Linked DNA regions of Homo sapiens: region 1 is linked to region 2. Evidence: read pairs that join two places in POLR2A ChIA-PET (ENCODE). Cell type or tissue: HepG2. All regions are shown on one strand. Each heading gives the region's core, and the rest is flanking DNA. Links, peaks and the distances in the headings are about the cores only. Region 1 overlaps CDK5RAP2 (CDK5 regulatory subunit associated protein 2). Region 2 overlaps CDK5RAP2 (CDK5 regulatory subunit associated protein 2).

Evidence for each region. Peaks named below come from ENCODE experiments on the same cell type or tissue, not always from the same donor. Only the 100,000 strongest peaks of a DNase experiment are listed, where the experiment ranks them.
Region 1: POLR2A ChIA-PET joins it to region 2 with 10 read pairs; 2 of 35 experiments call an interaction of 5 or more read pairs at or near these places.

What each region holds. Positions count from the first base shown.
Region 1 is chr9:120,378,450-120,394,010 of GRCh38, forward strand. It overlaps CDK5RAP2 (CDK5 regulatory subunit associated protein 2), which reads right to left. Exons shown (of 38, transcript NM_018249.6): 37 at 11,292-11,338; 38 at 10,426-10,843. The coding sequence ends at 10,787. Among named protein-coding and RNA genes, the nearest start is that of MIR147A, 140 kb to the left of the region's middle. RefSeq lists a silencer at 2,060-2,268 and an enhancer at 11,656-12,156. In HepG2, for the core only: CTCF peaks have their summits at 5,822 and 9,371; DNase peaks (open chromatin) are centred at 5,952, 6,402, 8,132 and 9,402; H3K4me3 peaks cover 622 bases.
Region 2 is chr9:120,563,646-120,579,206 of GRCh38, forward strand. It overlaps CDK5RAP2 (CDK5 regulatory subunit associated protein 2), which reads right to left. Exons shown (of 38, transcript NM_018249.6): 2 at 8,329-8,396; 3 at 4,676-4,743. Among named protein-coding and RNA genes, the nearest start is that of CDK5RAP2, 8.7 kb to the right of the region's middle. In HepG2, for the core only: no CTCF peak of the experiment used is centred there; DNase peaks (open chromatin) are centred at 7,916, 8,376 and 11,016.

The DNA of each region.
Region 1 (15,561 bases), core at 4,144-12,143, 190 kb before region 2:
CCGTGGTCACCGCACGGGCGTGATGGCTTTAAGATGGATTTTTTTCAAATGCACAAAGGAAGATGTGGGCTCCCGTTAACAGCAGCCTTTGATGATGGTTACTGTAAAACAGGAGTCGGCTGGATTTGAATAACACGCTCTAAATTGCCACTCTGAGGATTTTAACTCAGACAGCCTAATACTCCACACCTCCACTCAGCAGTTCAGCAAACATTTAGTGAGGTGACACGACGTAGTAGAAACAGTCAAACAGATCTGGCTGCACTATCAGCTCCTCGATTTACTGGGTACATGACTCTAAGCAAGTGGATTAACCTCACTGAGCTTTATTTATTCTTCTGAAAAATGGGAGAATTAAACCCAGCCACACAGTGATGTTGTAAGAACTGAGACTGTGTGTAGAGCTTTGCAATCCGAGCTTCCATGTCTGACTCCTCCAATGAACCAGAGGCATTTGCTTACATGGGTTAATGTCACAGCCAGCAGGACTTTGGAGAAAAAGACTCATGAAGCTGAGGCTCCATGGCTCTGGGGTGGAGATAGGAGGAGACTGTCTCCAGCCCAGCCCAGGCCTAGATCTGACCGCCGTTCACTTCAAGGCTGCAGGCAGAAGGCAGAGGAACTGTGATAACCCAGCCCAAGCAGGGTGGCTTCAGAACCCAATGACAAGGCAGGCAACCTGGGAGAGCAGTATTTTCTCATTTTCTGTTCTCAATATGCTACTGCACAGATCCAGGCAATGGAGGTATTGGGATGACTTTTCTCTGCTCACATCCCCTTTCCACTAGGATCCCCTGTCCTGTCCCCGCCCAGTTAGATCCTAACACCAGCTCCCCTCTACCACCCTCCCCTACCCCGCACTCCAGCCCCTTTTGCCATAACACATTTCCCCTCTAACAGAGGAGACCATGGGCTTATTACAGGCGTCCACTGCTAAAATCTAAGCAGGGGCCTTTGTTTTATCCCAAGGGCCCAGGACAGTGCCTACTCTGTAAATATTTGTGGAAAGATGACAACTGCAGGTGATGGGGCCTGACTTATGGCAGAGCGGGGAGATGCAGTGAGGAGCACAAACCAAAGCAATGTTTAGGAGGAAGATATTCTTAACTTGCTCTGTGCAGCAGGAGCCTCAGGGGCTCTTTTCAAAAACAAGAAGCCCTGCACCTTGCCACAGACTCATCACACCGCAGTCTGTGGGACCAGGATTCTGATCCTCATGCTGAAGAGTCCCTGGTAATTCCAACGCAGCCAGAGCTGAGAACAGCCAGGGTTCTCGATGCAGCTGAGATGGAGAGACACAGGCTGAGAAGACACGAGTGCTGATCCCAGCTCTGCCTCCAGCTCGGGGTGTGATCTCGGGCAAGCACTCGCCACACTCAGGGACTCATTTTTCCCATCTGGACCAGGAAGGGGTTGAGGCACTGGTTTTCACGGGATGTCCCTTGAAGCCCTAATGTTTGGTAGAGGGACCTCAGAGTGGGGGTGAGGCTTAGTGTGCTCCCAAGCACTCAGGACCCTGGGGGGCCCATCTTGGCTTGCCCTAGAGCTGACCCATCTGCTTTGTATATTGGGGTTCCACACAAGATTTCTTTTTGAACAAACGGTTCCAATTCACAGGTGTTTGGGAACCACAGGCTGGACACTGGCTGGGACTTGGGAGATGCTGGCGTTACCAGCTCTGGCCTCAGGGCTTCACCTTCTCCATCTGTCTAATGTGGGGTGGACCCAATCACCCCAAAGTGCCTTCTCACCTGGGAAGTTGGGGTATTCCAGTTTCATGGTAGCAGGAGTGTTGGGAAGAAGAAAGGGAACTGGGTGAAGACAGGAGACAGTGTCTGCTGAAGGACAACTATCATCACACAATATAACACTCTAATGGTGGAGTCTTTTATATGAGAATAGATATTATGGAGCACAGTTCCATCAAATGAATATAATAGAATACAATGCACACTGTAATTACACATTTCAATAATTCCTTCAATACATTACATACAAGCATTCTGAAGTAATGGAGTCCTGGAACCATATATAATAACGTGCCTAAAGGGAGACCCTATGGGTGGTGACAGGCCTCCCAGCCGGCAGGGAGAAGCAAAACCTCCTCCAATCCTGGGCCACGTGGCTTCTCACTCTAATCTCTGAAGACTCTCTGGAGGAAGTCCTTGGTCCAAGCACCTGCCCACTGAGAAGAAATCCCTTCTACAACATCATCAACAGCTAGCAGACAGCCTCTGTAACATATCTCCAGGGATGGGGAGCTCACTACCTCACAGGTTATCTATTCAGTGGCCCCTGTCATTAGGAAATTACACACTACAAGCATATACATATCATCTCTAAATTTATATGATCAAACTTGTACTGACTGAGGCACGAGATTCATTTGCTACCGCTGTCATAACAAATCAGCACAAACCTTGTGGCTTAAAACAACACACATTTATTATCATCTTACAGTTCCATAGGCAGAAGTCTGACATGGGTCTCACTGGGTTAAAATCAAGGAGTAGGCAGGACTATGCTGTTTTTCTGGGGCCTTTAGGGGAGATTCTGTTTCCTGCATTTTCCATCTTCCCGAAGTCACTTATGTTCCTTGACTCTTGGCCCCTCCCTCTGTCTTCAGCCACTCTCTGATCCTTTCCCTGGTGTCACATCTCTCTCTGGCCACAGCTGGGAAAGGTTCTTCTCCCTTAAGGAACCATGGAATTAGAGTGGGCCTACCTGGATAATCCAGAAAGATCTCCCATCTCAAGGTCTTTAACTTTAATCACCTCTGTAAATTCCCTTTTGTCATATAAAGTAACATATTCACAGGTTCCGGGATTAGAGTATGGACATCTTTAGGGGCTGTTGTTCTGCCTACCACAGGCGCTATTTTATCATTACAATACCTGACTTATTGTGACTTCCTCTTCATCTGTACAAAGGAGATCATAATGCTTTATGGCATTAAATGTGACTATACACCTGTAGTGCCTGGCATATACATGTTTGACGAATGGCAAGCAAATTCAGTGAACTGAGGTGAAAGTATCAATGATATGATCCACTTTGTCAATATCCTTCCTAAAGCAAGGCACAGGAAATGATCACAAGGCCCACAGAACAGTTGGACAAGTCATGGAGGTCTGACAAGAGCCAAATAATTCACCTCTCTTGTTTGGACTCTGTATCTCTATTAATGCAGCCAAGGCATCGTTAGCATTTTAGACTTCTTCTTTGGTCTCAGTTAACTTAGTTGCTTGTAGTCAATTAAGACCCTAAGACCATCTCCAGTTACAAGGGATCATACCCCTGTTATAGGGAGACGAATTGAGGCATAAAGGATGAAGGCCCAGAGGTGATGCCTGAGGTAAAGATGAGTGGGAGTGAGTCAGGCCCAGGATGTGGGTGACGGACATTTCAGAACAGTAGACGCAGGTGCAAAGCCCAGAGCTGCAGGATGCCGAGGAGATGGTCTCAGGGGCCTGCAAGAAGTGTGGCAAGAATAGCAACTTCATGGATGGGGGCCGGGGAGATCATCAAGGACAAGCCCCGATCTATGGGAGATGAAGGCCAAGGCCAGATGGGAAGGCTTGGATGCAGTGGAGGAGTGGGGACTTGGTCTTGGGAGGGTTTGCAAGCAGAGAAGTGACATGATTGTCTTGCAATTGACAAGATCATCCTGGATGTGGGCAGAGACAGTGAGGGGTGGGTGCATGCGCAGGAGACAGGGAGACCCGTGAGAAGACTGCTTCCTTCACCCAGGCCGGAGGCGCCCAGGCTGGCTGCAGGCAAGCGGTGTTTAAGTAGGAGGTGGACATGGAGAGGAGAGGAGAGGAGAGGATACGACAGAGTGGAAAGAAGAAGGAAGCAGAATCCGCTGGGCTGGGGGGAGGACAGGATGGCCTGTTGCAGAGCCTGGAGGAGCTCTGAACTCAAAGACAGGGAACTCTCCAGGGAGGAGGAGGCTTGGGTAGAAAAAAGTCGTTACCCCCACCTTAAAGGTGAGGCTGGAAACTGAGGCTGGGAGAGTTCAAATCACCTCTGTTTCTGTGACACAGCCCCTTGCTAGGCAGTTGCTTGGACCACTGTCCTGTCTCCAGACAGAGGAGCTGCCTGCGGCTGGGTCACTGGCTCACTAGAGGTGGGGCCAGGAGACTGCAGGTAAAACAGGAGTCCCAGGTAGTCCCCGGGGAGGCCACCCCCTGGCCTCATCTGAGTAGGAGGCCGGGTTCCTTTCTTGCCATCAGCCTTCCTGCAACAGCAGCGAGAAGAGAGTGGGCTTCTGTGTCCTCACAGCCATGGGGCTCACTGCCTGGGCAATGACCGAGTCCCTCACCCCCTCCCCTGACTGGCCTCTCGTCTAGAGTTTTCTTTCTGCCTCCTCCCAGGGCTTTCTCCTTCATCGCTGGAATAATCACCATTGTTTTCCCAATGCCACACACACAAAAAAGGCCCAAATCTCCAGTACCTTGTGTCCAACCTCGTGTTTCATGCCCCGGCCACACTCCACTACCATGGGTCCCTCAGTGGCCTCCATGCCTTTGCACAGGCTGTTTCCTCCCCTACCACAACCCTGTAGATTCTGCCCACCTTGAAAGATGCAGTTGGCATTCCATACTGTTCCATACTTTCCGTACTGCTCTTTCTCTGTGGAGGTGCCCACACCACTGGCTGGGCCAGAAACCTGCAGCATGGACCCTCTCCTCCTCACCCCCGCCGCCAGGGCGCGCACACACACACACACACACACACACACACACACACACACACACACACACACACACACGGGTCCTCAGGTCCTCATAAGTGTCCCAAATCCACCCTGCCTCTCTGTTGCCGGCCCCTGACCAGGTGAGGACACTCCAGCCTGCACCCTGGACACTCGGCAACATCCCCCAACCCCTTCCCAGACAAAAACTTACCCGTGCCTCCCCTGCTGCTCCCGATGACACCCACCCGCCTCAAGCTGCCACTGGAGGCACTGCCTATGCCGCTGACTGAATTCTAAGCTCTAGCCAGACCAATGCACCACTCACAGACCCTAGTCCCTGCTGTTTCCTCTGCCTAGGAGCCCCACCCCCACCCCTTCTCCACCCCACAATTCCCAGTTGGCCTTTACTGTTCATCCAGGGTCACCCGAGGACACCTTCCCTGCTCACCTCCAAGGCCGAGTAGGAGCTCATTTTCTGGGTGCCCACGGCCCCTTGTGACCATTTATCACGACCACGGATCACCTGTGTGCTGGCCTGTCTCCCATGCTTGACTGGGAGTGCCTCGGGGGCCCGCGGGGCTCTGGGAGCTCTGGGCTTGGGTAGGTGCCAGCAGATGTTGAGTGTGTAACTGTGACTGTCTCCAAATACTTTCCTATGTTGAGTGTCCACACCTCGCCCACCTGTCTCTCCCTCCCACACCCACTCCACACTCTCCAGGTGGGCTCCCAGCCACTGGCTTCCACCACAAAGGAGCCCTGGGCCTGGTCACTCTCTGTCTGTGGCCCCCGACCCCACCATTGTTTTGGCTAAAGAAGAGGGCGAGGCCAGGGCGACCTTGTTCTCTTATTTCCCTGTGTCTGCCCACACCGTCGGCCAGTGTCACACACGAGCTGGGACCACATGCTGTTCTGTTTGGAACGAGAAAGTGGCATTAATACAAACAGAGGGTCGTTTTAGACCTGAAACCATGTAATTAAGCTCTCCCGTGAATGCCTGTTAACAAGGAGGTGCTTTCGCATTTGAGAGAAGCACGTGTGGGAGGGCGCTTGGTAGCCACCATGCACTTAGTCCCATTGTGATCCAGCTGGAGGGGTGAGCCCTGCCCAGTGCTGCCCTCTCGGGTCAGGCAAGGCCGGCGGCTTCCCAGGGAATGGGGTCAATGGGAAAAGAGGGGACTTGGGCAACCCTGAGGACAAAGAGGTCTAAAAGGTTGAGTCAGAAGCAACTCCAACTGCCTGCCTCCCAGCGAGGATGAGGCCCCTCTGGGCCTCACCAGGAGCAGGGCTGGACTTTGGACCACTGGCAGGAACTGCCTGAGTGGGCCGCAAGTGGAAGCAGACGCTGCCAGTGTGGGCTGCACTCCAGCCTGACCAGCTGCCTGGGCACTCGCCAAACTAAACTGCACTCACACGCAGCGGCAGGGAGCTGGGCTCTGTAGCCTACGGGCCTCCATCTGAAGCTGTGTGATCTTGGGCGGGTCACTCTGTGCCCCAGTCCTTCATATGAAAAAAGCAGTCCCTCCCACCCAGGGCTGTCACAATGACTGCCTATGATGATGTTCCAAAGACAGCCAGGCTCCCAGGACCCCAGGTCTAAGCAAATGTTCCCTATTCACTATATTACTTGTCTGTTCTCCCGACCAACCTGAGTTCCTCCAGAAGGAGGCTGGCGAAGCTTTGGCAATGTTTGCTGAGTGAATATATTTGCTGGCCCTGTCCCAGGCAGCGGGGCTGGTGTGAGCAAATCACATGAGGTCTGTGTTCTCACGGAGCTTCAGGTCAATGACAGGGAGAGGAAGAACCCAAAGTCACACAGCGGCCAAGTGCCAGTGAGGGGGGATCATCACGCTCTGATCATGCAGAATAGGGGCTCCTGATCGGGAAGCCATCTCTGACTAGCAGGAGAAGCCACGGTGAGAGCATGCTAGGCAGGCTGCAGCATGTGCAAAGGTCCTGTGGACAGAGACAAAAGCCCTAAGAGACTAGAGCACAGGGAGCCAAGAAGGCAGACAGGGGGGCTCAGGGAACTGAGGGCTTGCTGACCACACTAGGTGTGGTGAGAGGCATCCCATATTTTAAACAAGGGGGATAGTATGATTTGCTTTCCCTTTTAAAGAATCACTCTAGCTGTGGTCTGGCAGACATTTGGAGGGGTGGGTGGATGTGGGAGGCCAACTGGACAGTAAGCTGTCCAGGTGAGAGTTAATGGTCACTTGGACTGAGGTGGCACTGGAGATGAATGAAGCGATGGCCTTGGGAGATACAAGTGGAGAGAGTGGCCCTGATCATGGATGGGATATGGAGGGTGAGGGAGGAGGTGCAAGGATGTCTCTAGCATGTGCTGCTGGCCAAAGGCAGACCCTTCACTGAGGTGAATAGATGAACCCCTGCAATTTGGCCATGTCTGGGCCTCACAGTTAGCCACTGTATATCTTTCCACATCTCATAATTTTTGTGAATAAGGAAACCGAGGCTTGGTTCCACTAGAAGGCCCCACCTGGGGAGCCGGGTCTCTGGATCTGCTCACCCCCATCCTACCTGGCACCCATCTGTGGCAAGAGGTAAACAGGTCTAGCCCCTGAGGCAGAGTCCGGGGCTTCTCAGGAGATGGGATGAGTGATTTTGATAATTGCATTTTTGAGTTAGCCTTAAAATATGGCCAAGATTGAAGAGGCAATTTGGCAGGGCCGGATCCCCCAGGCAGGTTTCTCGGTTTCCACAATGCCGAGAACTTATTAACAAGATCACTCTTTCTCCCTTCCACCACCCACTTACAAGCAGTTCTCGGGGCTGCTGTGTTGAGGAATTCAATTGTGGGTCTCTGGGCTCCTGCTCTGGTCATCCAGAGACATTTTGTTGGAAAGGGTAGACTGAGAATACTTCGATTTGTAACAGGGAAATGCTGCAGTTTCTCGAAGAGATGGCATTTTGGGGGAATACTGATAATCCAAGGGACATCAGGTTTTAACAGACTCAGGTTCAAATTCTGGCTACATCCCTCAGTCTTCTCATTTGTAAAATGGGTGAGGTGGTGCAGATTACTGAGATGCACAGTGTGGCTACTGCCATCCCAGGTGAGCGCCGGCCTGAGGCGCGAGGATTTTACTCTCCAGGACCCCGATAGGGACGTTGGGATGTGGGCCTCGGAAGTGAGATAAAAGCACCATTTCCAAGGTAGGGCAAGCAGGGGGCCCTGGGCCTGTCTCCCAATCCTCTCACTATATATTTAGTCCCTGCAGCTGTTTCTCTCAGGTGCAGCTCCTCCAGCACACGTGGTGATTAATTTCACTGAAGGGAAATTGACGCATTTTCTGATTACTGCTTCAAAGCCTCCCGAATTCAGCTGCTGGTAAAATTAACTCACCAGGGACAATGGAGCTTTTTCCAAGGTCCAAATTGTCTTATTTGCAGTTTGTTCTTGGCATTAATCCAGCCCAAACAAACCAGGCTGCTCCTCCACCTCCCAGAAGAGGGAGGGCCTTCACTAGCCCAAGGTTGAAAGTATTTTACGTGACTCTAAACTGGCGGATAAAAATGCACTTCGTTTTAGATTATTGTGTTCCTGAAAAGCTGTGGGTGACCTGAAGCAAATGGCCAGCTGGGCTCCTGGAGCCCCTCCTCTGCAGCTCCTGCTCCAGGCGTGCCTGGGTTCACCAACCAGACGGGCCTGGGATGTACCAGAATCCAATGTGGATCTCTCCTCCAATCCCTGCACCTCAAGCCCTTGCCAATGACCAAGTTCAGCTCCCATGGGCTGTGCACTGACCATGTGCCAGGCAAGGTAGGACTCTTCCCCTGTGGGGACATCTGAGCCCAGGTCTGACTTCCAGGCCTTGCCTGAGCTGCATCTACTACACTGTACAACCTCCTCCCCTCCTCCCCACTGCCCCCGCAACCACACATGCTTACATTTGCGCACACCTGCCTGGAGGGTAAACACCCTGACAGCAATAGCTTAAGCACAACCTTAGAACGACCCTGTATGGCAGACGCGTCTTAATGTTGTTCTGAGCTAGAGAATCTAGGAGTGGCCAACCCGGAGATTTGTTCCTTGTTTGTGAGGAGTATCTGAGCCCCCAAGCCCGTCTCATGGGACATGGGCTGTACAGGGAACTGAGGCCCTGAGTTTTGGGTTAAAAAAAGGTTCCCAGGTAGAGGTCCTTGGGGGAAGGTTAAGTGAAAATGCTATATAAACTGCATGCTGTTTATAAGTGGTGATGGTTTTCCTGCCCCACCTGGGCCGTGGGCTGTGTTGTTCAGCCGCTGCCACTGAACCATCTGTTTCTGTACGAAAAGCAGTTCTCCTGTCCAGCCTGCCGCCTCTGGACTGTTCCCCTGTATGTAAGCCCCTAATAAAGCCCACATCCTGTTTGCTGGCTCTGTGGGTCTCTTCTCAGGCCCCTTGAACCTGGTGCCTCCCCTACTGAGGTTAATAGGGGTTTGGCACAACACAGCCATAGAACTTAAAACAGTACTTTAAAACTTGCTTAAGACCAGCCACTGAGACAGTGAAGAAGAGTCACCGATTTGTGGAAAGGGCCTTGTTGTTCAGCTGCTTTCAAAATCTGAGGCTCCGAACTCTGTAACAGTACTGGACAAGAGTAACTCTCATTTACAGAAGCACAAGACTCGGGACGGGAACCAGGCCTCCTGCTCCACAGCGCCACACCGACCCAGCTTCCATTTAGGAAGTCAACTGTTGTGACTGCTTGCGAAAGGCACTCCAGTGACATTATGGCTCAATCTGAGTTTTCACACACTGGTACGTATTCTACCGAGGTACACCTGTGCAAATATTTCTCAGGAAGAGCACAGATGGCAGGAACCGAAGCAGAAAGGGTCTGTACTGCCCACTTCCTCCGCCCCTCTCTTAATGGATGGGGAGACAGGCAAAGTGGCATGAGGCCACTCCCCGGACTCCCAGCCGGGGCTGCTGCACCCTACGCTTCCAGCAAGTGCAATCCCGTCTCCTCCCCTCACCATCGTGTCTGGGGAGCTGGGCGCCAGGTCAGGTGCTGGCAATTCCATGGTCAACACAAGCCTCTGCTCTCCAGGGGCTCAGAGGATTTGCACAGTGGTGTGGGGGCTGCGGGAGCAGAGGTGGGGCATTTCACCTAGTATCGGGTCAGGAGAGGCTTCCCCAAGGGCAGAAAAAATATTTCTAAAGGACCATTCAAAGCTAACTAGAAAAAGAAAGGGTGGGAGGAGCATGTCCAAGAGGGCGCAGCCTGGGTTAGACTGGGGAGAACACTGTTCCGTTTGCCTGGAACACAGAGTGGAGCGGGAGGAGGCGAGATGGGCAAGGAGCTGGAGGTGCCAGCAAGGCTTGTAAACCTTGTTAGGGGCTCGGGCTTGGATCAGAGGGTAGTGGGAAGCCGCTAAAGTGTTTTGGCTGGGGGCATCTTGGTCAGAGGCAGCGATGTGGATGGCTGATGACACACCCCTGTCATCACGGGAACAATGCAAATGCCACATTCCAGCTCTGGGCCTCACTCTGCTCTTTGCTAAATCGGGAATGGCACCACTGCAAGGGCTGCTGTCCAGCAGACTGTGAGATGCTGAGCACACACCAGTGCCCATGGCCACGCTGCACGGAGGTGCTCTTCTCTGGACACTTGAACGAGCTCAGCAGTGAGCCATGCGACTCGTGGAACCCTGGCCTGTCCCACTTGGGATTTTGGGACCTGGGCTTTGAGGCGCCACACAAAACAACAGAATCGTCAAGGTGAAATGAAATGAATCATTTAATGAGAATCTTCAAACTGTGGCACTGGCTGAGTACTAAGCAAATCCAGGGGAAGACGTGAAGCCCACCAAGGCGCACAGCCTCAACTCCGGTGCCTGCCCCTGATCTGAAATACAACATCCAAGAGCTCGAGGCCTTTTTACCACCCGTTTGTGGAGCACCTGCACCTTTCTGACAACAACTCTCAAGCCAACTTTCAGAGAGAAAACATGAAGGGAAAAAATAGATTTCCTTTGGCCAGACAGCTCTTTCTTCCTCAATAAATAGGAACCACACTTGGAACAAAGAGACAGCGTGAGCTCGGTGGGGGAAGCACAAGCTTTATTGGCTGAAAGTTCTTCTCAGGAGCCTGGTCTGCTGGGACTGCATGTTCCTGGATGGGCTCCCCCAGGCCTAAGCTAGGAAAAGGAAGAAAAAAAAGGAGAATTTTAAGTCCAAAGGAGGTTTCTGAAGTAAGACCCCGACAGAGGTGAAAGCGAGACTGTTATTCTCAAAGTGCTTTCAAAAACATAGTTTGGTCAGTAAATATTTACCTAATAAACAACGATGAGATCATACTGTATTCATTCATTCAAGAAATATTCATCAAATGCCTACTATGTGTCAAGCATTGTTTGCTGTATTTCTTACTGGTAAAAATAGCATACAAATTTAAAACTTAGAACCCCTACTGGCGACAGGGCATGATAAAACACAACTTTTCATGCACTGCTGGCAGAAACAACTCTCTGAGGAGGACATGTCCCCTGGTTCCACCTGCACCTTCATTTTTCAAGAGGTCCTTTCTGGCCCTGCACTCCTCCTGACCTTCCACTGGCCTGCAGTGAAAAGACTCAAAGGGCATACCTCCAGGTTTCCTCTGGCCTTCCGAAGGATTTTGTGGGTTACGACCACTGAGGAGAGAGCAAAGAATGCAATGATTAGGGCCATGGATATCCAGGAGAGCTGTGTGAAAGCCAAGTGCAGGGAGGATGAACCCCACCCCAAAGGGCTCGGACATGTAGACAACACGAGGTCTGAAGCATCCAGACCAGAGGGAGGTACAAAGGGCCCACCTGACCCATCACAAACCCCAGGGCCAAATAACGCATCAACAACACCTCTTTGAGGCCCCGCTAAGCCACCACCTGACAGTGATGCAGAGGCTACAGCATGCTATGCCGGTTCAGAGAACACCCTACAGCTGTGCACGGCCACCTGGCTGTCCAGGTATCCCTCAGGCTCACTTCTGTGGGCCAGGGAGGGCAATGGCGCAGGGAGGGTAGAGGCCTGGGCCTGCCCAGCACTCTTTAGTTTCCTAGGCCCTCTGGGAAGCAGCTGTGGGAAGGGACTGTGCCCCGATCAGGCAGACCCACATATGAGGGTCCAAGTTCTACGAAGCCAGGTTTTTACCCAGCAGCTCTTAGAGCCAGCTCCAAATGGCCTGGAAGAAAAAACCGTGGGCATGCTGCTTCTCCTTTGCCTGCCCTTTAGCTGGTGGAATAGCCCAGCCTGATTCCTCTGGGCAAGTCACATTCTGCCTGGACAAGAGCTGGTTGGGTGGGATGGTTTCAGAGGTCCCTGCTGACACTGACGCCCGGAGCACTGTACTAGAAAGATCCCCCGTGCATGAGAATTCCCAGGAGGGGCAGGCGAGCCCTGGCTTTCAGGAGCAACTGTAAAGGTGGGTCTTCCTTCAGGCTTTTTCTTGTCCAACACAAACTCCAGCAGTGGCAAGAATGCCCCTCTTGATCAGAGTTCTGAGCCTGATAGGGAATCTGTTCTCAACAGGGCTTGGTGAGAGTAAGATCAGCTTACTCCCCACGTTGGAAATACCAAAGGCTTCTGGAGCCGCGCCTTTAGCCAACAGTGCCAGAGGCTGTAACAGACTCAACGCCCAACACACATAGCCTGACTCCCCAGTGGCTTCTTCAGAATAGGTGTCTGTCGTGTGGTGGCCTTGAGAAAATATTGATTTCTTGCCTCACGAAAATTTCCATCTGGAGGTAATGGAGTTTATTTGCAATCTGTGACACTGGGGACGGGACAGACGGTGTGGACTTTGTTTTTAGCCAAGCAAAACGACTTTCAGAGGTGGCCACTGCCCCTCTACCCCAACCTGACCTCCTGCTGCAGGGCAAAGTTCCTGACATGGGGCCCTGGATATGTTTGGGGGGTCAGTCCTAAACCCTCCGACACTGTGTGCAAATGGGGGTATGTATCTGGACGTCCGCATTTTTCCACAGAGAGACCACAGCTTTCTCCAGATTCACCAAGGGGCCTGAGACCCAGAAAAGATTAAGTATCACAGCTGTGGAGGTTGAAGATGATTGTGAAAGAGCACTCCATGTCCCTAGAGAACAAAGCTCATGGCAGAAGAACTAAGGATCACTTGGCTCAAGCTTTGAGGGGACCCCTACACCTCAACAGCACTGCCACGTTCCAAAGCACAGAAATCCCCACTGCAAGGAGAAGACCGAGGAACACAGCGACAAAGGACTCGTCCCAAATCTAGACTGGCCCCAGCACAGAGCTGGGACTCACATGTGGGCCTGCCCAACTCAGTCCATGGTTCTTCCCACCTCAGCAGAGTGCTGGGAAGAAGGTACCGACCTGAGCTGAGCAGTGTTGACCTGGTGACAGGTGGTTTCCAACGGTGGCCTCACTGAATACTCCCCCACCCTATGGGGCAGAACTACTGTCCTCGCTTTGCAAATGAGGACCTGAGGCAGCTGGTTCCAGGTCACATGGCCAGTGAGTGGCCCCAGGGCATCAGGACTCTTAGGGTCCCACTGGGATGCCTTTTCCTTACTTTCCCCTGTAGACTCTGAGAAGGTATGGTGTCAGTTTGACCAGGTAGCAATCAGCCCTGGCCTTTGCTCTTCCCCATCACCATGAGGGGACGGAGGAAGAGGAGGTGCTATGCCAACTTTCTCCTAGTCCCTTTAGACCCAGAGCAGGTCTGTGAAGTCCGCAGGGCTTGGAGAATTTCCAAGGACCTGACTCCTTGGGATGAGCTGCAGAGCCTGGCAAAGGAGGAGTTGCAGGCCCGGGTCAGCCACCAGCTATGCTGCCTGGAGCAAGCCCCTCACCCTGCTCTGGCGGAGCCTGCTCTGTGCCAGGCCTAGGAGATATGGAGATGGACAATACCAGCTCAGGAGGGGAAGTGCTATGAGACATTTGCGGCTCTTCTTACTATGAATGATTTGCCACCTCCATGCATAGGATTTGGTCTGGCCTAATGGAAAGAAAGAGGAGGGACTGGTTGAGCATCTCCTCTGCCCCCGAGACTGTGCTAAGTACAATACAGTTTAGGTAGCGTTATCATCCTTATTTTACAGATGAGAAAACTGGGGTGCTTTTTATAAAGTTGCTATTGAACCCGGGACCAACTAGTTAGTCTGAGTCCTTTGGAACTCACGTCTCCAGTTAGAGATGAGGAATCGAAAGCTTAGGGTTCTAGTCTAATGCAGGTCACATAGGAGAATGGAGATCTGAACTGTGCTCAATCAATAATTCCATGTTCTCTGACCTAGGACACAGGGGATCTGGGTTCTAGTTCTGTCCTTTTGACCGACCACAGTACTCAACCCATCGAAACCTACTTCTGCAATTTTCTCACCTGTCAATAGGGTTAGCTACCTGCCCTGTGACTGTTCAGGGCCAAAGGCTGCTGAGGAGGAGAGATGCCAATGCAGAGAGTTCTGCCTTTCTCTAGACCTATGCAGAGCATTGCTCCCCACCCCACTGCTGCTCCAAGAGTCTAACCTAAATATTCCACAGCTGCCTTAACAGGACCACAGCTGGCACTGTCTCTCTCCAGGTTCCCCTCAGTGCTCTTTTTCTCTACGAGTGACACGAAACCCTCAACCAGAACCCCACAGACATCCACCACTCTGCCAGGTTGACCTCCTTACAATCTTTCAAAACCATCCCTTCTCCCCCACAGTCCTGACCCACTGCCCACCTGGGGGACTGCTGCAGCCCCCAAAGAGGTCTTCCCGGCCTCCTGGCCCCTCCAAGCTCAGCCATGGGATCTTGTAATACACGCATGGACCCCGCCGGTCCCTGCTGCTCGTCCTGGAGTCCTGTCCACAAGGCTCCTTGCAACCTGGTTCCTGCTTCTCCCTCTCACTCATCTCTCAGAGGAAAACCCTTTGCACGTCCTAAGCATGTCCCTGAGCACTCAGTTCTCTCTCACCCCTGGGAGCACACCAGCAAGTCCACAGGGCCATCTGCCAGAATCCTATTCCTGCCCCTTCGCTGACAAATTCCTAGTCATTCTTCAAGACCCAGTCAGTCTTGAACCACCTCTCAGGCCTCCTAGGATGCACTCAGCACATCGTCCTGCAGCTAAGCTCTGTGTCTCCCCTATTAAGCCCACGACCCTCACTGGCAAAGACTGTCTCGTTCATCTCTGTCCCCAGGACCTGGCGTAAGGGGCAAAGAACAGGAACTCAGTGCCTGCTCAGTGGCTGCGCTCCTCTCTTTTGCAGTCCAAACACTGGCAGTCTCACAGAGTCTATTTTCAGAAGGTTCCCAGGGGTGGCTAAGGAGAACTCCTACTTGGCAATAATCTCTGTCCTGTGCTTCTCAGAAATGCCCCAGAAATGTTGGACTTTGACAGGAGAGCCGCACAAGGCAGGCTGGCACCTCCAGAGAAAAAGTGCTGCAGTCAGCAGTTCTCTTAAGACAGGGAAACTGACACACAGACAGCGCAGGCTTGGCCAGGGCCATGTTGCCAACAGGCACTAATGGAAACTCAGCTACCGCCTGCTCCTCTAAATGCAGCGGGAGGGAGTGCTGAGGGTTTAAACCAGGAGACAGAGCTGCTCCCAAACAATCTCCAAAGTGGCTAGATCAGAACTGGGACTGACCTTACAAAAGTTACTTAACCTCACCAACCCTGAGTCTCGGCATCTGCCTTGAGAAGTATTTCTCAAATCCATGCCCTCCTCTGGATCCCCAGCGTCCTAGCCACCTTTCCTGTCTGACTAGTGAGTCAGCCTCCCCCTCACTGGTGGAGCAGCCACCAGCGAGCCATTCTTGCACACAGATGTGACAGGCCAATCCTCTGCCCTGAGCCTGCCACCTACAGTCTTTCATGAAGTACTCCCTGACCCCCAATCCCTCCCAC
Region 2 (15,561 bases), core at 4,312-12,311:
AGTAAGTGGCAGGGCCAAGCCTGAAACCCAGTCCTCATCATTCTCAAATCCATGTCGTATCTACACACCATGGTGCTTCTGAAAGCTTCGGGGCCATACAAGTGGGGCAGGGGTGGAAGGTGAGGGAGCTATGATCTGGCAGTAAGTAACTCACAAACATATTATTGCAAATTTAAAGATGCAAACCTCCTAGTGAAACCACAAACAAAACACTCAAATTTGACCAACTGCCTCGGCTGAGGCCAAGAATTTTCAACAACAGGAATAAGGGCCTCAATGCAAGAATGCCAACATCTCAGGGCAGGTGGGCATAAGATAAGAACAACAAAAGATAAGGAGACCAGGTGTGGACAGGATACAGGCAATTGTTTCAGCCACACCTGGCTAAGAGTTCTTTCAATTCCTTGGAAAGGAAGCTGCTAGACATAACAAATCCTATTCCATAGTATCTACTGTTTATTGCATGTAAGTTATGCTTAATATCTCCGACATCCAGAAATCTCATTTCTAGGAATCTACCCTTAAAAAAAAGAAACACTCGGCGAGGCGTGGTGGCTCACGCCTGTAGTTCCAGCACTTTGGGAGGCCAAGGCAGGCGGATCACAAGGTCAGGAGATCAAGACCATCCTGGCTAACATGGTGAGACCATCCTGGCTAATAAAGTGAAACCCCACCTGTACTAAAAATACAAAAAATTAGCCAGGCATGGTGGCATACGCCTGTAATCCCAGCTACTAGGGAGGCTGAAGCAGGAGAATCGCTTGAACCCGGGAGGCTGCGGCTGCAGTGAGCCGAGATCGTGCCACTCCACTCCAGCCTGGGCAACAGAGTGAGACTCTGTCTCAAAAAAATAAAAAAATAAAAAATCATACAACTATAAAAAGATATATGCACAAGGAGATTCATCACAGCTTTGTTTATAAAAGTGAGAAATTAGAAACAACCTGAAATGTCCCACAGTAAGGTTATATAAATTATGGCTCAATCTATCCCTTTTATTAAGCCTTGATTTAATATTACACAGCCAGTAATAATGCCATCCATGAGTATTGAGAATGGAAAGTTATCCATGTCATTCCCTGTCAAAAGCCAAGATTAAACTCTTCCATATGTTCACAAAGATAGCTACTTGGACAGCATATGTTGTACCAGATTCTGGGTCTTCCCTACTCACCCAAAAAACATGTTTTTTAAAGGGAGAGAGAGATAGCAGTGTCCAGAACAACTCACAACAGGTACAGGCCTTCACAAAATGCTGCCTCCGCAAGGCCTCCTCTGGTCTAGGGAGGGAAGACCAATACGACAGGCTCCCATAGAAGAGCAACTGATTTACCGACTTCCTACCATAAGGCCTGCCATACAGGTGATTATACCCTCAGCTAATGAGGATATTAGACAATGGATTACCAGTTTAAAGACCAAAAAGAAGACATGTGGTTTTCACATGCCAGAGTGAGTACTCCCACAGAACAGTCAAATGAAATAGAAAGGAATTGCTTTGATAGAAGACCTGGGTTCAAAGCTGAATAAGTCCCTACCCCTGTCTGGGCTTCAGAGTCCCCACATGTCAAATGAAAGCACTGGAAGAGATGATTCTTAGAGCTCCTCCAGCTCTGAAATTAACTCCATTCTAAATATCCCTTCATTCCATGCCCTTAGCTCCACATTCCTCCCTTTGGGCCCACAACACCACAGCAGCCTTTTAACTCATCACCTTACCACCAGCCTTGCTCCCCTCCAAACTCTTCTCCTCATAGTCACCAGCCTGGTAAGCTTTTGAAAGCACAATTCTGGTCATTTCCCTCCCCAGATTAAAATCCATTGCTGGTTCCCTTTCATCTTCAGGACAAAAACCAAACAAAGCAGTGTAACATTCAAGAACCTGCAGGAGCTGGCCCCTGCCTGCTTCAATGGCCTCACTTCTCTCCACTCCCCTCACACAGCCTCCTTCCAGCCAGTAAGTTCAGGGAACTTACAGCTCTCTGAACTCATCAAACCCTGTCATGCCTCTCTCTACATTTGCACATGTGAGTCCCTGTGCCTGGGATGCTCCCTAGCTCTCCCCACTTGACCAAACCGTACCTGTCCCTGATGACCCAACTCAGGCAACATCTCCTCCAGAGGCTTCTCTGAACCCCGAGTCATAGCCCCTCCTCTGTGGCCCCACAGCACCCTAGACTTACCTCTGTCCCTGCACTATTTTCCTATCCATCTTCCCAATCAGACTGTGAGCCTCTGGACAGGGGGACTTACCTGGTCTTAATCCACTGCAGATTCCCCCTGGCAGAGAGCCTGGCACAGTGGCATATATTAAAAAATGTTTATTAAATGGATGAACTCTGAGGAAAACCAGAAGGTGACCTATGTGTTGCCAGCTCCCAACTAAATGCAACTCCTGATGGTTAGGTATCAATCATCTGAGACTAGAATAGGACGAATCATGAGTTTCCACTTTAAACCCAAAGTATCTCAGCCCCCTCCTTAATATGCATGCTCTTAAAATTAGCTTTAGGTGCCAAGAGCATTTCCTATAAGCATCCCACAGAAAGTTCAGACTACCACTACATACAGATCATGCATTTTGTAACTCAGGCCAAATGAAAAATTTCAGTGATTCATAAAGACCTGAAAGGGAGACATCAAGAACAGTGTGGCCATTTCAATTCCGGCTGCAGAATTTGCTCTTGAAAATGCTACAATAAAAAATATTAATGCCATAAAAACCTAACAGCAACCAAAGGACTACAGTCATAAAGAAAAAAACATAAATCCTAAAACATGTTGGCATAGAAGGCTCTCCCTCACCTTCAAGTAAAACAGGATTTAGGTCATCAAGAACACATCTGAACAAGGGGAACTTGAATCACATGGCAGAGTGGAAAAAAATAACAGTAATTATAACAATAACAGTAAGAAAAGGAAGAAGCAGTCATGGCAAACACATAGAATGTACTCTGTGCTTTGCAAATATTCACTCATTCAATCCTCCTAACAACCCTATGAAGTAGGTACTGTTATCATGCCCATTGTTAAAATGAGGGAAGTACAGAGAGGTTAAGTGACCGGCCACAGGGCACCCAGGAGAAGTGGACAAACAAGCAGCCTGGCTCCAGAAGCCAATGGGCCTTAGGCAGCACAGACTGCCTCTGAGAACAATTTTGTCACATCACATCCCTGGGCCTCAGTTTCTCCTATATATAATAAAGAGGGTTGTGTTCAATTCTAGGATTCCTTTCAGTTCAATAAGCAGATAAAAGATGTGAAACCAAAATTCTAATATTCTGTGAAATTTTCCAATTTAGAAATAAAATGTAAAACAGTGCCCTTCAAAAATGAAATAACTATCTTGCAGAGCCGCTTTAATATTAAAGTAACATATACAAAGAGCTTAGCACTTAAAGTACCCAGCTCAGAGCAAGAGCTCAATAAACAGTAGCTGTTATTACTCTTATGATAAAACAGGAACAACCATTTAATAGTAGAGCATATTTTAATTATACACGATGTAGAATAATCAAATCTCATTCGTTTGAGGCCCCAGACCCCACAGCATAGATCGAGTTGTACAGCTGAAATTATAACAACCCAAAGCTCAGAAATTACTTGTTTCCATTAGAGATCTGACAAGTCATTTCTTCAATTGGTCACTGGTGGTTTGCAGATAACTATTAGCAGTAATGAGCATTCTAAATTAAATCCAGAGACAGCACTGCTCTGTTCTGTAAAGACAACTGGGGAGAAAGAAACATAATTGTGGAATGTCCTTCTCTCTGTGTCCTCCATCTTCTCTCTGTTAAGTATCTCTTGTGTCTTGCATAGTATGGATTTCATTTGCTTACAAATGAAGAAGGGTCTAATTCTTCCCATGATAAATGAGAGCACTGAACAGGTAACTTGTTAAAGAGAACTGGAATTGGGAAAATAACCTTATTTTCCTGTTACTTGACAACAAACCCCCTCTGCTAATAAATGAAAGACACAATGCTGGAAGACATCAAGCATTGAAGCCAAATCCATCACCAAGTAATCCATTCTCAGAAAGAAACTACACAGTACTAGGTACAGGCTACTCACATTTCATTCAACAGCAAAGATAAAGTCTTCAAAATGCAAGGGGAGGCACAATGCAGTGGAAAGAATAATGGCTTTGGAATTAATAAAAACCTGGATTCAAATCCCAACTCTGACACTTATGTATTATATGACCATAAACAACTCTCTCCTAGTCTTAAGATTCCTAACCTGCAAAATGGGAATGATACAAAATATCTCAAAGGTTGCAGTGAGCATCAAATAGGGGACCATAAATAACATGCCTTATAGTAACAGTAAGGCCTTTGACAAATGTTAGCTCCCCTCAACTGTGCAACATGCGAACATCCTCACCTTTAGGACACCAGAAAGACACCAAACCTGAAAACCAAAGTTGAAAACCAAAAGTTTCACCCAAAGTTGAAAACTGCTGATCCCGTCAGAACCTATATTTGGCCCTTGTATAAAGGGCTGACTGCATTTGTACGTAAAAGTCTCACAGAAGATGTCCATGAGACATGGCACCCCCCTGCCTCTGGCATCACCGAACTTAGATCTCAAGAAACACAGCTTTCCTGGGTCTGGCTGGACAGTGGCAGCAGACACAATTTGTTGGGGGCAGTAATTTGGTATTTCCACTTACATTTTCAAAGTCCTTCATGTTCCGTGCTCTGGTGGGAGACACTGTTTCTTCTGACACATTTGGGAGCACTGTAAAAAGGTAAAATAGAGGAAAACGTCACAGCATGCAAACTGCCCAGTGTTCCTATTGGGGAATAGAGCACAGAGAGGAAAACAACACGAACTGCTTCCACAGTACACGCGGCTGGTACTTGCTGTCTTTTGTGATTTACTGATTTTGCTCCAGGGAAAGCTCTAAACCATTAATTTACAAATTACTTAAACTAACCCCAAAGTAACAATGTGCACATCAGAGGATGAACCCAGCAAACACATCAGGCATTTTGCAAAGCAGACTGTCCTGATATGTACTTCCTTATTTCATGAAATTACCTTACTGAACAGAGTGTCATCTTCTCACGTCAGTAATTACAACAAAGCACATCTAACTGACTTGACAGCAGGGGTTGGCAAACTTTTTCTTAAAACGCCAGACAATATTTTAGGCTTTGTGGGCCATACACAAAGCCTAAAATCTGTCACAACTACTCAAATCCTCTGTTGTCACACAAAAACAGCCACAAACAATCCATAAACAAAGTGGTTGTGTTCCAATAAAAGTTTATTTTCAAAAGCAAGCAGTGGACCGGAAACTGCTGACCTGTTTTAAAGACTATGGCAATACCCAAATCTCTCCGCAGCATCTTTAACTGAACAAACATGTATTACACACCTACTCGGTGCCAAGCCCCATCCTGCATGCTGAGGAAACAATGGTGAAGGAGACACTAATCCTGCATCCAAGAGGTTCCCTATCGAGTGAGCAGGATGGAGATCTAAACTAACTGTTATCAGGCTGAATAAAGCCCGTGGCACTTTGTAGGTGTTCAGTAAATGTGTGCTGAGTGAATAAGTTCATTCTTTCAAAATATATGCACTGAGAATCCACTTTCTGCTAGGCCCCTTTCTAGATGTGGAAACATCAGGAAACAAACAAATGCAGCCGATAGTCTAGAGGGAGGAAACACAATAAACAAAACAAAAGGACAACTGCATAATATGTTAAAAGGTGATAAATGCTATGGAGAAAAATAAAGTAGATAAGGATAGGAAATAGGAGGCATGGGGTGAGGACTGCCATTTTAGGTAAGGTGGTTAAGGAAGGTCTCAATGAGAAGGTGACATCTGGGCAGACTTGAAGAGAAAGGACCAGTTACCTGGGGGAGAATTCTCCACATTCAGGGAGAAGCCTGAGGTGGAAGCACGGTCCCCTGTGGGTCTGGGGAACAGTCAAGAGGCCAATAGGCTGGAGCTCAATAAACAAAGGGGGATAGCAGGACTGGAGGTGAGAGAGGTAAACAGGGACAGACTGTATACGGTTTTTAGGCTCTTCTAAGGACTCTGAGGAGCTGCTGGAAGGTTTGCAGCTAAGGAGTAAGATGATTCGACTTAGGTTTCTACAGGCTCCCTCTGGCTGCCTTTCTGAGAACAGACTGTAAGGGGCTTAGGAGAGAAACAGGGAAACCAGTTAGGAGAATATTGGGATAATCTAGGCCGCAGATCATGGTGGGTTGGAGTAGGATGGAAGGAGTATAGGTGGGTGAGAACTAGTCTGATTCCGATACTTTAAAAGTAGCCAACAGGAATAAATGAAATGAGATGAGATGAAGTGAAATACACAATGTTGAGAGAGGAAAGTACACCTTAGTCAGCCTGGGGAGAGCCAAAAAGGGTGGTGAGCTTTGAGCTGAGTCTTAAAGAGGGAGCAAGGAGGCACCGGGCAGATGAGAAACAAAAGGAAGGAGAGACAGCCCAGGCAAAAGCACAGAGGTGGGAGTGGGCATGGTGTTCGGAAACCACTTAGCAGAAAAGAGGCTAAGGAGTGGGCAGGGCAGACTGTGAAGGGCACGCTAGTTTGTTTTCCTGTTCCTCAAACGGGCCATGCCCTCACCTGTGTCTGGGATGCTCATCCCCTCCTTTTTCCTTACCTACATCTGACTTATTCAGGTCTCCGCTCCAATATCAATTTCTTGGGAAACTCTAGCCTGACCCACCTCCACACCAGAGGAAATCTCCCTTTAATCCCCTCTCACAGCACTTGATACATCTTTGCTCCTGACACTGACCATACAAATTCTCATAAGGGTTTGTCTGTCTTCTCAGCTTAACAGTAACCACATTTGAGGTTGAATTTTAGCACTGAGCCCAGAGTCTGGCATGAAGCAAATGTATACTATCGGCTAAATTAAGAAATAGGCTGGCCAGGCACAGTGGCTCATGCCTGTAAACCCAGCACTTTGGGAGGCTGCGGCGGGTGGATCACCTGAGGTCAGAAGTTCGAGACCAGCCTGGCCAACATGGTGAACTCTGTCTCTACTAAAAATACAAAAATTAGCTGGGTGTGGTGGCACGTGCCTGTAATCCCAGCTACTCGGGAGGCTGAGGCAGAAGAATTGCTTGAACCCACGAGGCGGAGGTTGCAGTGAGCCGAGATCACACCACTGCACTCCAGCCTGGGCAACAGAGCGAGACTCCATCTCAAATCAGACTTGTTGGATTTTGCATTTAAAGTAAAAGTTGCCAATGAGTGCAGTGGCTCATGCCTGTAATCCCAGCACTTCGGGAAGCTGAGGCAGGTGGATCACTTGAGTCCAGGAATTCGAGACCAGACTGGGCAACATGGCAAAACCGTCCTGCAAAAAATACAAAAATTAGCCAGGTGTCGTGGCACACGCCTGTAGTCCCAGATACTAGGGAGACTGAGATGGAGAATTGCTTGAGTCCAAGAGGTCAAGGCTGCAGTGTGCGTGATCGCACCTCTGCACTCCCAGCCTGGGTGACAGGACAAGACCATGTCTCAAAAAAATAAAAAGTAAAAATAAAGTAAAAGTTAATAGGTTCCTCAGGAAAACATGAAGGTGCCCTGTAAGTTAAGGGATTTTCCAGAAATAAACCGTGGGACTCTTTTCCTGTCTGCTCCAAAATCTCCCTCCTCTTGCACATATCTCAGCACTGTGGAGAAGAGAAAAAAAAGAACAAGTCAAAATATCTTAGAGATATTTTGCAAAAACTAGCACTACCCACAGAGACGCTTAAGCATTCACTTTTTTCAGAAATAAAAATTATGAAGAATGCTTAGCTAGACCCAAACTGCAAAGTCTCCTCATAATCCAGCTTAAACACAGTACGCTACTTATTTACTCAGAGCCGTCTCCTGTGGTCTAACCAGCTATTTGTCTCCAAAGGGCAGGCCCGTGTAGGAATGCGGGGCCTCAGCCGGCAAACAGGATCCAGCAGCCTGCCAGGAAGGCCTTGGCACGCTACAGTCCAGATGGCAGCTCTCCTGGGCCTCCAGCCACTGGCCTAGCTGCCAATTCAATGTCCAGCCTCCGTGCAGTTGTTCAGTTCAGCAAACGCTCACTGAATCCCTATAGCTTTAGTAGCAACAAATGAAACTCATGAAGTATGGCCAAAAGGACAACAATTCCTCTAGTCCAGTGTTTATGAAAGGAGGTGGAAAGCAAATCAATACATACAAAAAATACTGAGCACCTACGGTGTGCCAGTTCAGGGAAGCCTCTGGGCCCCAGAGATATGAAAGCTCAAGATGCTCACAGTCCAATGTCTACTTTCCTTGTTCTTTACTCAAGAGAATGCCTGGTTTTGTGTACTTACGACCATTTCCCAACCCAGCATTGGGGTTGATGCCATCCAGGTCATCTGGTACACTGGGAACAAGGCCACTAGGAGAGAACACATGAGATAAGAGATGAGCTAATGTTTGAACAACAGAGACTGTTAAGACGGTCTGGACTGCACATGACAATCATCCCATGGCCAGGAGGGATGCACACAGCTGGGCTACCTATGTGGCATGAAGCACAGAGGTTAAGAACTCAGGCTTTGGGGCTGAGTTCCAGCTCCAACACTTGATAGCTGAGTGACCTTCAGTAACATCATTCATTCAGTCATACATCAAATGTTCTGTGTGCCAAATATGTGCTAGTGGCAGAGGCACTGTGACAAGTACAAGATACTTATGTTTCTGAGTCTCACCCTCTTAATCTGGTACATGAGGATACCATGCCCTCCCTGTAAAAATTAAATTCGTTCATGTATATAAACACAAAGCACATAGTAAGTATTCAGTAAACGGCAACTATTGTTGTTGTTACTATTATCATTATGACTACTAATATGCCTATCACCACCTCTGGGAATCAGACACCAATTTAGATGTTTTAAGAATGTCAAACAATGCAAAATTCACTGATCCAAGAAGTTGTCTTGGTTGAATTACATAAATAAATTCAGTGAGGATCTGGAGACACTGACAGAAAACTAACCCATAATAGGAGGTGTGGTGTGACACAAAAGACACTACCCTGATCTATTCTAAGCTCTGCCATGTATCTCTCTGAGCCTCACTTTCTTTAGCTGTAAAATGAGTACAGCAGCTACCTCACAGAGTAACTGGCAATTAAACAAGATATTGCAAGGTACCTTGTGGGTACTCCACAAATGGGAGCAAAATATCATGTCGCCTTGAAACCTACAGTGCTTTACAATTTATAAAAGATTTACCATCATTAGAATTGCCTAATTCCCTGAGGGTGCACACATTTTTCAAAGGAAGGCCCCAAGGCCCAGACAATTTTACTGTCCTAGCCAGGGTCACATGGCGGTTCTGTGGAGAGCCAGGTCCAGAAGCCAGGTCTTTTATGTCCAACTCCCACGAATACTTCCCTATCCCACACTGTAAAGTAGGAGTTGATGGAAACAGCTTGACTTCTTGGCAATTTGCTCTTTCCATGCCTCTAAATCCAAATTCATTGTGCTCCTAGGATAATTTTGCCTGACCACCAAACTTTGGAGTTGGAATGTACCTTCAAGATCAAAAACAGGCAAAAAATTGGAAATATCATAAAATTCCAACATTAAGAAAATGATCACAAAAAAATGTGTCCGGGCTGGGTGCAGTGACTCATGCCTATAATCCCAGTATTTTGGGAGGCCAAGGCTGGTGCATCACTTGAGATCAGGAGTTCGAGACCAGCCTGGCCAACATGGTAAAACCCCATCTCTAATAAAAATACAAAAATTAGCCGGGCATTGTGGCAGGTGCCTGTAGTCCTAGCTACTTGAGAGGCTGAGGCAGGAGAATCACTTGAACCCAGGAGGCAGAGGTTGAAGTGAGCTGAGATCATGCCACTGCACTCAAGCCTGGGTGATAGAGTGAGACTCCATCTCAAAAAAAAAAAAAATTTAAAAAAAAAAGTGTCCCCTGTAAAGGTAAATGAAAAAACGTAAACAGAATATGTCCTCAATTATGAAAACAAATATATACAGTACATAAATACTGAAGTCACCTCAAGTCCATTTTGGAAATAGGTGGGCTACAGATATATAACAAGACAAAGGAAATATACTGAAATATTAAAAATCATCATTAGTAGGGAAATGAGAGGTTTTCTTCCTTTTTAATGTTATATAATTCTCAATTTCCTCCAATAAACATCACTAAAAGGACAAAGTCAATTTTCTAAACTGAATTTTAAAAACTAAAATCAAGTTCAACCATCACCTTTTGCAGATGGTGGTCCAGAAGCCCAAGGTCACATACACCAGGTTATTGGCCAAGCTCAGCCTAAGGTCTGGTCCTGCATTCTCAATCTGGGGTTCTCTCCGGGTACCAGAGCCATTACATTAACTCCCACTGGCTAAAACTGCCCATGAATAACTCAAGCCAAGATCAATCACAGCTGAAAAGTACCTAGCAAACAAAGCCAAAGATTCTGGTCTTAGACAAGCTTCCTACAGGCAAACACTGAAGTTTGAAAAATGACATCTGACATCCCAACTCTTAGACAAAACCACTATGTAATGCAGAAATTTTTGCTTGGATCCTGCCAAATTTCCACTCGGGCTTTACCTACCCACTTTTAAAATGCTATGAATCTGTCATCTGCACCCTCCAGTCAGTTCCAACTACACCTCCAGCCACAAGCAGCTCCCTCTTTCCATTCTAATCATTCACTTGTAGCCTTATAATTAAGGCTGGGGCCTCAGGGATACTCACGAGAAATGACAATGTAAGCAAAACAAAAGGGCTCAGATATGATCTTATTCCACAGATGAGAAGACTGAAACCCAGAAATGGGTTAGGAACTTATTTACTCAAAATCACAAAAGTTAGTGGCAAAGCCAAGCCCAAAATCCAGGATCCCAGTGTCTTTTCCACTTGCTAGCCTGTGTGTGGACTGCCCAAAGCTCCTATATAAATGTGACACATGGTGGAGTACCAGTTTCCTCACGTGCAAAATAAAGCACAATCTAAGAAACCTGCCCTTGTATGGGGCACCCATGCTGCACAAGCACCACACTCAGCACAGGACAGGCAGCCTTCCCTTTCATCCTCACCACAGGATTAAAGTCCATTTTCTAAACTGAATGTTTGAAACTAAAATCAGGTTTAATCCTCACTATAGTCTTTCTGCGGCTGGTGGTACTTTTTAATGTTGCCTTTTTTTTTTTTTTTTTTAATGAGGAAACAAAGACCAAAAAGTTAATAGGCTGGAAACTCCAAGCCAGCCTGACTTTAAACCCCCTGCTGTGAACCTACACCACCCTGGTACCCCTGACGCCTTCCCGGAGGTTGGGGGTGGCAGGGGTGTGGTGGTGGTTAAGGGCCGAATGGACTGAGGCATAAAATTTCCATCACTCAGCACAGGGCACAGCCATCATAACGACTGTTTTGTTTTGTTTTGGTTTTTTGGAGACTCTCACTCTATCGCCCAGGCTGGAGTGCAGTGGCGTGATCTCAGCTCATTGCAACCTCCACCTTCCATATTCAAGCGATTCTCGTGCCTCAGCCTCCCAAGTAGCTAGGATTACAGGCATGCACCACCACGCCCGGCTAATTTTTTGTACTTTTAGTAGAGATGGAGATTCACCACGTTGGCCAGGCTGGTCTTGAACTCCTGAGCTCAGGTGACCTGACCGCCTCAGCCTCCCAAAGTGCTAGGATTACAGGCGTGAGCCACCGCGCCCAGCTGTAGCAACTGTTTGTGGATAATTTTTGAGTGACTGAATGGACCTTCACCTGAGCTCCACCACCTCATCCTCCTATCTTGCTCTATTGCTACCGAAAAGGACTGACCTCTTTCTATGCCTACATATGCCAGCAACAATTGTCCACTCAAACCATAAGACCCAAGGGGTCTTATGTCTCCTTGACAAATTGTTTCATGAGAGTCATGGATGAGACCAGATATCACATTCTGACAACGATTACACAAACAAACTCACTTTTGTCTTTTAACAACCCCTTTTTCATTCTATTTTATTCTTAATTAGAGAAAAATACATAAATTTAAAAAAATACAGATAAGCCTAAAGTTCTCCTTGGCTCCTCCTCGCTCCCATCTAGAACCCGCCTAGGAGGTAATCACTGTTTTCAAAAAGACCTATAACTTCCAGAACTTTTTATGTGTTTTTACATAGATAGTTTCAATTTTGCTGCTTAAAAACACATGCAATCAAACAGTATACATCATGCTACAACATCCTTCTTCTACTTAATATGCCCTCATGATGTTTTCATGACAGTACAAATAGATATGCCTCAAAGTTTTCAACTCCTACAAAGCTTTCTACAGCAGTGTTCTTCAAACCTTACTGACCATGAGCCACAGAAGAAATATTATTACCCTTCATCCTTGAAATGTTTTCTATTCTGTTCTATTTTTCTAAATCCTGGTTGCAACCTACTAAATTGAATTTCATGAGCTACCAACGGGCCACAGTCTGAAAGATACTTTTGAAAGGATGTGTATTTACCCAATCCCCTACTGATGATAATTCAATTTGTTTCCAAGTTTTTCTTTTACATGCAATGTCATATGAATGTCCTTATAAGGTCCCATATGCACAAGTATGAGGATTTCTCTAGAATAGATGACAAGAAGTGGAATTGCTGGGTCAAAATATATTCACGTTTTTTAAATGGACGATGGATTTGAATACACATTTCTCCAAAGAAAGTGAACAAATGGCTAAAAGGCACATGGAAAGATGCTCAACACATCAGTAGCCATTAACATGTAATCAATACCACAATGAGGGCCAGGCGGGGTGGCTCACTCCTGTAACCCAGCACTTTGGGAGGCCAAGGCGGGCAGATCACCTGAGGTCAAGAGTTCGACACCAGCCTGGCCAACATGGTGAAACCCCGTCTCTACTAAAAATATAAAAATTAGCCGAGCATGGTGGCACGTGCCTGTAGTCCCAGCTACTTGGGAGGCTGAGGCACCAGAACCGCTTGAACCCACGAGGCAGAGGTTGCGGTGAGCCGAAATTGCGCCACTGCACTCCAGCCTGGGCAAGGGAGTGAGACTCTGTCTCAACGACAAAAAAAAAAAGACCACAATGAGATACCTACCATGTCACACCCAAAGGATGGCTATAATCAAAAGGACAATAAAAATATCAGTGAAGGGCAGGCACAGTGGCTTGTGTCTGTAATCCCAGCTCTTAGCAAGGCAGAAGCAGGAGGATCACTTGAGCCCAGGAATTTAAGACCAGCATGGGTAACAGAGCAAGACTGTCTCTAAAAAAAATTAAAAACAAAAGCCTTAAAAAGGAAAGAAATTCTGACACATACTACAACACGCATGAACCTTGAGGACATAATGCTAAGTTAAATAAACCAGTCACAGAAGGACAAATAGTGTATGATTCTACTTATACGCGACACTTAGAGTAGTCAAAATCATAGAGACAGGCTGGGCGCAATGGCACATACCTATAATCCCAGCACTCTGGGAGGCCGAGGCAGGCACAACACTTGAGGCCAGGAGTTCAAGACCAGCCTGGTCAACCTGGTGAAACCCCGTCTCTACCAAAAATACAAAAATTAGCCAGGCGTAGTGGGGCATGCCTGTAGTCCCGGCCACTAAGTGGCTGAACCATGAGAATTGCTTGAACTCTGGAGGCGGAGGTTGCAGTGAGCCAAGATCACTCCACTGCACTCCAGCCTGGGCAACAAAGCGAGACCCTGTCTCAAAAAAAAAAAAAAAAAATCATAGAGACAGAAAGTAGAATGGTGATTGTCAGAGGCTGGGAGAAGGGGGGAATAGGGAGTTACTGTTTTAACAGGGACACAGTTTCTGTTTTGCAAGATGGAGAGTTACGAAGATAGATAGTGGTGACCGTTGAGCAATAATACAAATATATTTAATACAACTGAACCATGCTTTAAAATGGTTAAGATGGAATGTATGCAGTATCTACGTCCTGCAAAGGCAGGGAGATGAGGGAAAGGAGAATATTTGCTGATCTGTTGAGTAGTTACTCTGGGTCAGACACTGAGCTAAACTTTTTAAGATTCATTTTAATCCTTATGCCAACCCTAGGCTTTATACCAACCCCTTTTACAGATGATAAACACTGAGGCTCACAGATGATGAGTGACTTGCCCCAGATCAAGGGGTTGTTAAGTAGCAGAACTGGGATTAAAACCCAGCTAGGCCTGGGACCCCAAAACCCAAGTGTCTGGCCAAAAAGCACTGAAATAAGAATGGCTATCTGAGAGAATAATAATGGAAGTTATGATAACAGCAATAAGCAGCATTAAAAGTATAAAGCAGCAGACTGTGAAGAGCAGATTTATATTTAAAAAATAGTTCTCACGCCGGGCGCGGTGGCTCACGCCTGTAATCCCAGAACTTTGGGAGGCCAAGGAGAGCAGATCATGAGATCAGGAGATGGAGACCATCCTGGCCAACATGGTGAAATCCCGTCTCTACTAAAATACAAAAATTAGCCACGCACGGTGGTGCACTCCTGTAATCCCAGCTACTCCGGAGGCTCAGGCAGGAGAATTGCTTGAACCCGGGAGGCGGAGGTTGAAGTGAGCCGAGATCGCGCCACTGCACTCCAGCCTGGTCACAAAGCAAGACTCCGTCTCAAAAAAATAAATAAATAAAAAATAGTTTTCAAATTGTAGTATAAAAAACTATTAGAGGTGCAAAGGACAATACAAGAGAGAAGCCATACTCCCAATATATTGGGGCAGTGGATGTAAAATAGATAGAAAAGGGCATGATGAAATATCACAGGACCCAATTAGACAGGAACTGCAAAGCATCTTAGTCTGTGCCTCATACATGAAGGTTCTCAATAAACAGAAAAACCATTTGTCCAGGTTTACCCAAGATAGGCCCTCTTTATGTCTGCTGCCCGGGCATAAATATTAATTATTTTCACTTTCCTTTTTTTTTTTTTTAAAGATAGAGTCTCACTTTGTCACCCAGGCTACAGTGCAGTGGCATGAACACAGCTCACTGCAGCATCAACCTTCCGGGCTCATGCAATCCTCCTGCCTCAGCCTCCCGAGCGGCTGGGACTACAAGTGCATGCCACCACGCCTGGCTAATCTTTGTAGTTTTTGTAGAGATAGGATTTCACCATGTTGCCCAGGCTGATCTCACACTCCTGAGCTCAAGAAATCGGCCCACCTCGGCCTCCCCAAGGGCTAGGATTACACAGGTGAGCCACCGCACCTGGCTCTTTTCACTCTTAAGTGTCCCAGTTAGCACAATAAATAACATGGTCACCCTTTCAATTAGGATCTGTTGACTAAAAGCAGCAGCTTGTCCATAGTAGAGCTGGATAAACAGTGCAGGTTCTCCGTCAGGGCTCTCCTCCTCTTCCCTCTACTCACTCTCCAACCAGGAGTCTAGGACAACCACAGGGGCCAGCCGTGGAGCAGAGTTGCGCTCTGTTAGGCCTTCCTACCAGACCCCAGCTCCACCAGCAATGGGGACTCCCACAGTCTCTTGGGGCAGGTCCATGGGAGGCCACTCTTGGCCATTATTCCCTGATTCATATCACCTTTGATGACAGTAG